Linked DNA regions of Homo sapiens: region 1 is linked to region 2. Evidence: chromatin contacts called from ENCODE Hi-C or POLR2A ChIA-PET data. All regions are on one chromosome and are shown on one strand. The core of a region is the stretch at or near the end of the contact, and the rest is flanking DNA. Distances in the headings are between cores, read along the strand shown.

Region 1 (2,951 bases), core at 367-2,866, 570 kb before region 2:
TAATGTCCAGCTACAGACCCAGAGGATAAGCCACTGGGCACTGGGCTGGGGTCCCTGCCTTGTTGGTGTTCAGCTGTGTGATTTTGGACTAGCCACTTGTCAGAGGGCCTCAATCTCCCATCTGTGAAATAAGGACTCCACCTTTAGGGGACCCTCCATGTTTGCTGGGTATTAGCCAAGCTGGTCCTGGGAGAATGCAGATACTGTCCGTGGACTACCAAGCTGGCTTGTTTCTTATGCCAGAGGCTAACAGATCCAATGGGAGTCCATGGTGTCATGCCAAGACAGTATCAGACACAGCCCCAGAAGGGGGCATTATGGGCCCTGCCTCCCCATAGGCCATTTGGACTCTGCCTTCAAACAAAGGCAGTTCAGTCCACAGGCATGGAAGCTGTGAGGGGACAGGCCTGTGCGTGCCATCCAGAGTCATCTCAGCCCTGCCTTTCTCTGGAGCATTCTGAAAACAGATATTCTGGCCCAGGGAATCCAGCCATGACCCCCACCCCTCTGCCAAAGTACTCTTAGGTGCCAGTCTGGTAACTGAACTCCCTCTGGAGGCAGGCTTGAGGGAGGATTCCTCAGGGTTCCCTTGAAAGCTTTATTTATTTATTTTGTTCATTTATTTATTGGAGAGGCAGCATTGCACAGTGAAAGAATTCTGGATATCTCAGGAGCCCCGAAATTCTAGCTCTGACTTTGCTGTTTCCAGTGGTATGACCTTGGAGAAGTCACTTATCCTCTTGGAGCCTCAGTTTCCTCATCTGCAGAATAATGACTGACTTGTCTAATTCGTAGGGATGTGAGGTTCTGCTGAGGAAATGGGTATGAATGTGCCTTGAACACAAAGCTCTGTCAATAAGTGATACATGTTTTTTATTCCAATAAATTGTCAAGACCACAGGAATCGTGTGAAACTAGTCAGATTGCTGATGGCACATTGGCTCATGGAGGACTCGGTTGTTGATAATGAGGAGGGTAATAATGTGTGGGATGTGTGATGTCACTTTAAGGAAACAGGGCTGAGGACTCAGGCTTAAATCTGACAGACCCAGGGAGTCCTCATGCTACCTGTATTGTGACCTTGGGCCCATTACTTATCCTCTCCAAGTTTTAATTTCCCCACCTGTCACGTGGAGTTGACAACTCCCCATGAGGATGTTGTGAGGTGTAAATGAAATTGCACATAAAAAGTTTAACATGGTGCCAGGCATGTGGTACTATGTGCCACTAGCTGTCATTGGCTGTTGAGTCTGTAAAGAAAAATGGACAGCTTTTCTTGGAAACAAGTGAAAATGAAAGCGATAAGGAGTGTGCAGCGGGACTCTTTCAGAAGACAGAAAAGGAAGAGGTGGAAAGCACAATGCAACGTTTTGGATGTGAGTTCTGACAATGTGGAGAGAAGAACCTGGAAACCCCTCCTTTCCAGGAAGACAGCAAACTGGGCCTCCCTGGAGCTCTGTTCCCAGAGCCCTGTCCCTGGCTCCCCTTGCCCAGGAGGCATGTCCCAGTGGTGGTTCTCCTAAGTGCGGAAGCCATCTGCACTCTATTCTAGAAGCAGCCTGCTCCCTCCATGAAAAACCCCATGTGGGTTTGAATTTCTCCCCATGCTCAGCCCAGTGGGTAGAACAAACCCAGGCCCGCGGCCTGAGCTTCCTGGGTGTGCTTTTCTCTTCGTCCTACCTGAATCCCCTAGAAGGTGACTGGGGACACCTCACCTCTTTTCCCCTGTGTCATCTCCAATCTTGCCTCACCCAGTTCATTCTGAGAAAATAACTAGTTCTGAGGAAGTGCTGATCCTATCATCTTCAGAGAACTTGACTAATATCACGCCATTTCAGACCTGCTCAGGCTTTTGCCCTAGAGCCCTCCTTGTCAATATTGGAAAGAAAAGTAGTGTTGGTCACTTTCTCCTGGAAATGAGGTGTTAGCGATGGCTTATTCCCCATGGAAAAGGCCCCTAAGGTCTAAATATAAAGATTCAGAGAGTAAAAGGAATTACATTCAAGGAACTGCAGCCAGTTTGGTTGGATACGACAGATCAAAGAGCAGCTTGCAGGACAGAAGGAAGTCAGAAGACACAGCCCTTGGTGCAGGCCCTGCCTGCTCCGTTTCTGTGGAATGAGTAGGAGTTTGCGCTGGTTCATCTCTGCTTTGAGGCTGCTCTGTAACCACTCACCACAGACAGGCCCTTGGGAGAAACTGAGCGAGTCCTTCCAAGCAGCCGGGGCTGATGAGACACTTGCAGATTTCTTGGGAATTTGGATTACAGCCCCCAACAGAAGGCCCCAGCTGTTCTTCAACTGAGCAATCTCCTTCAAGGGCTTTTCCAAGCTGAGGAATGCGTAATGCTGTCTTTGTGTGAGCTAATGGAACTTCCTCTTAGTACAGAGAGGGGGTAAATGGGCCACCATTGAGTGAAGAGGAAATTCAATAAACTGTGTTTTCCCAACTTTGTAAATAGCTATAGTCAGGGTGTGCCTTGTCTACCCAGCATATATTCATCCCCCGGCCTCAGTGTTCACACTTTCACAGAAGACACACAGTCCCTAGGAAGCTGGGTCCCACCCCCAGAGCCCATGCTGCTCTGCTGGGTGGAAGGTCTCTGAGCCCCACATGGGAACAGCACAGCAAGGGAAGCTGTAGGCTGTGACCACCTGGGACCACTGACAGGTCTGCTGCCTAAGTGGCAGGTCTGGGCAGTCAGGGCTGATTTGATCAAGCCTCAACCTAGAGGACCCTAGATACTAGGAAGCTTGACTCATTCATTTCCTGTTGTGCTCATGGGTTAAAAAAGCAAACCCACAGTTTTGGGTTTGAAGTAAACCCCAATTTAAAATTAAATGCATTGTTATTAATGACACACAGCACATTTTCCCACTATCATCTCGATCCTAACTTCACTTAATTTCCCATAAACCTCCAAAAAGGGTTGTGGGACCCAATAAACACTC
Region 2 (3,094 bases), core at 552-3,051:
TAAGGAAGAACTACTGAATCAGCTATACTCTGAAAAATCTGAAATTTGGCATACAAGAAATAACATGAGAATCACAAGAACAGATTTTGAGTCTTGGTTCCATCATATACTGGTTTAGAAACTTTGGGTAAGTCACTTAAACTTTTCACCATTTTCTTCATATACAAAATGGACATGAGCACAACTGCCCTGCTTCCAGTGCATGTTTTTTTAAAGATATAATTTACAAATCATAAAAATTCACCTTTTAAAATTATACAATTTAGTGGTTTTTAGTATATTTGCCTCTATCTAGTTCCAGAACTATTTTTTTTTTAAGAGTCTAAGTCTCACAATTTGCACAGGCTGACCTTTAACCCCTGGTCTCAAGCCATCCTCCCAACTCAGCCTCCCAAGTAGCTGGGACTCTAGGATCATGCCACCATGCCTGGCTTAATTCCAGAATGTTTTAATTATTCCAGAAATAAATCTTACACTAATTAACTGTCACTCTCTATTCCTACCCTTCCTGAGCCCCTGGAAATCACTAAGCTAGTTTCTGTCTCTGTGGATTTTCTTCTATTCTGGATCTTTCGTATTAATGGAATCATATATGAGTGCCCCATTGTATCCGTCTTTTTTCACATAATATTCTCAAGGTTCATCCATATTGTAGCATGTCAGTACTTTATTCCTTTTTGTGACTAAATAATATTCCATTGCATATATATGCCACATCTATTGATGAATGGATTTGTTTGGATTGTCTCCACTTTTTGGCTACTATGAATAATGCTGCTATGAACATTAGAGTACACATTTTTGTGTTGACATATATTCAGTTCTCCTGGGTATGTACCTATGAGTGGAATTGCTCAGTCATGTGGTAATTTTGTTTAACTTTTTGAGGAACTGCCAAACTCTTTTCCAACGTGGCTGCACTATTTTACATTCATCCTCACCAACAATTATTATGATAGCCATCCTAGTGAGTGTGAAATGACGTCTCACCACGGGTCTGATTTCCATTTCCCTAAGGATATTCAACATTTCTTAATGTGCATATTAGCCATTTATATATCTTCTTTGGACACATATCTATTCAAATCTTTTGCTCATTTTAATTTTGTGTTTTCTACTCCCTCCATTTTGCAGATGAAGCCCATTTTTAGACAGGAATACTGTATTTGTCTTTTTATTGCTGAGTTATAAGAGTTCTTAGGCCAGGCGCGGTGGCTGACGCCTGTAATCCCAACATTGGGAGGCTGAGGCGGGCGGATCACTTGGGGTCAGAAGTTTGAGGCTAGCCTGGCCGACATGGTGAAACCCCGTCTCAACTAAAAATACAAAAAACAGCCGAGCGTGGTGTGGCGCGTGCCTGTAATCCCAGCTACTCCGGAGGCTGAGGCAGAAGAATCGCTTGAACCTGGGAAGTGGAGGTTGCAGTGAGCCGAGATCACGCCATTGCACTCCAGCCTGGGCGACAGAGTGAGACTCCATCTCAAAAAAAAAAAAAAAAAGTTCTTTATATATTCCGGATACTGGTCTTTTAGGCACACAGGTTATCCTGTATATTAAATAATAGTGGCTGTGCCAGCGGCTTGTTAAACTGTAAGATGTGACGCAAAATAAATGAAGGCGATGACAGTGAAAGGGGAGAGATACGAGGTTCCACAGCTGGAGGGTGAACGCCCCCTACACCTCCTGGGCTTAATCGTAACCGGAGCGGGGTACCCTCAATTTCCCCAGCCCACAGGCCCCGCCCCCCCCCCCGCCCTTTGACCTGCGCCGCTTCCGGTTGAAGACGTGGCTTGGGGCCGCCATCTTGGCAAGAGGCGAAGCGGCAGCGGTTCCTGTCAAGGGGGCAGCAGGTCCAGAGCTGCTGGTGCTCCCGTTCCCCAGACCCTACCCCTATCCCCAGTGGAGCCGGAGTGCGGGCGCGCCCCACCACCGCCCTCACCATGGTAAGATCCGAGCCAGGACCCGAACTCCTGGGGTCCGAGCCTCACCGTCTCTCCTTGTCGGCGGGCCTGGGGCAGGGGCCGGAGGAGCCCCGCCCTGAGGGTCTAGGGCAGAGTGCTTTTGCTCCGGGCTCGGGGAGCAGTGTGGCCTCCTGTGCCCGGTCTCCTGGAGATCCGATGGAGCTGACTCCAGTCCATCTGTCGTCGTGCCCGCTTCCGCACCACCCCCCAACCAGCTGGACTCCCTCGTTTGCTGGGACCTGCCCCTGAGACGGCCCGGCGTTTTTGCTCTGCGAGAACTTCGTGGTGGTGGTGCGGGTCCCAGGCTGCGGACCTCGGAACTGATGCTGTCCCGCCGGTTCCCTGGCGCTTAGGCTCAGCAGGCTGGGCCTGTCTCCGGAGGTTCTGGTCCTTCTGTTAATCAGAGCTTGTCTCCCACCCCCGGTGTTTGCTAGGCCGTTGATAACTCGAAATGCAAATCCACTGGTGTCCAGAAATTTTTCTTTTTGTTCAGAAGGGGGAAATGGAGACACAGAGCGGAAAGGAGTAACTTCTAACACTAATGTATAGGACCCAAGTGTCTCTGAAACCTTCCACTACTTCCGCAGAACTCACTTGTGTCCATTTGTTAGTGTGACTCGGGGTACATACACTGTGTAGACCACTGGGAAAATGTGAGCAGGTTCCAGAGAACACAGGGTTTGCCTTCAAGGAACTTATTGTCCAGGTGAAGAAAAATGTGTATGTGGCATGTCGTAGTCAGATGTCTCACAGGAGGTGGAGTAAGAGGGATGGGTTAGCCTCCGAGACCAGTTACTTGCCTTCCCATGCGTTATCTTTGTATACTCATCTGTTACAAGGATGAGAAAGGTTAATGTGGTTGAGGATGGAGGAAATCAGAACTGCTGACATCACTCAATCTTCCTTTATCGCTGTGATTTGTGGATATTCATGAAGTAGTAGACATTCTTTGGTTTCAAAAAAGCTAGTAATTTATTTTTCAGTGCACCTTATGTCCTTTAGTCTTTTGAAGGATGTTCTGTTCTGTTCTTTTTTATTCTTTTGTCAATAGATAACTTGATTTAAAACATCGTCCAGTGTACCTGAGAGATGGCAGAATGTAATTTGGTGGCAATCCTAATAAGTTCTATTGA

What was found. A loop is a pair of places that touch in the nucleus more often than their neighbours do. ChIA-PET counts read pairs that join two places held with the same protein, here RNA polymerase II (POLR2A). Pooled maps may share reads with other maps.
Region 1: a pooled map shows a loop between it and region 2 (22-fold over the local background). The contact joins the enhancer-like site here to the promoter of ARCN1 in region 2. A Hi-C loop is called at or near these places in 1 of 37 single-sample maps with no recorded cell type and 6 of 50 pooled maps. POLR2A ChIA-PET finds 5 or more read pairs at or near these places in 1 of 52 experiments (activated naive CD8-positive, alpha-beta T cell).

The regions. Positions count from the first base shown.
Region 1 is chr11:118,000,580-118,003,530 of GRCh38, forward strand. It overlaps IL10RA (interleukin 10 receptor subunit alpha), which reads left to right. Exons shown (of 7, transcript NM_001558.4): 7 at 1-904. Among named protein-coding and RNA genes, the nearest start is that of IL10RA, 16 kb to the left of the region's middle. Within about 2 kb of position 1,617, at least 14 of the 41 ENCODE cell types and tissues checked have a DNase peak (open chromatin) inside an H3K27ac peak, as active enhancers do.
Region 2 is chr11:118,570,608-118,573,701 of GRCh38, forward strand. ARCN1 (archain 1 coat protein complex I subunit delta) reads left to right here and starts at 1,802. Exons shown (of 10, transcript NM_001655.5): 1 at 1,802-1,943. The coding sequence starts at 1,941. It also overlaps a transcript of IFT46 not described here. RefSeq lists enhancers at 1,464-1,593, 2,104-2,183.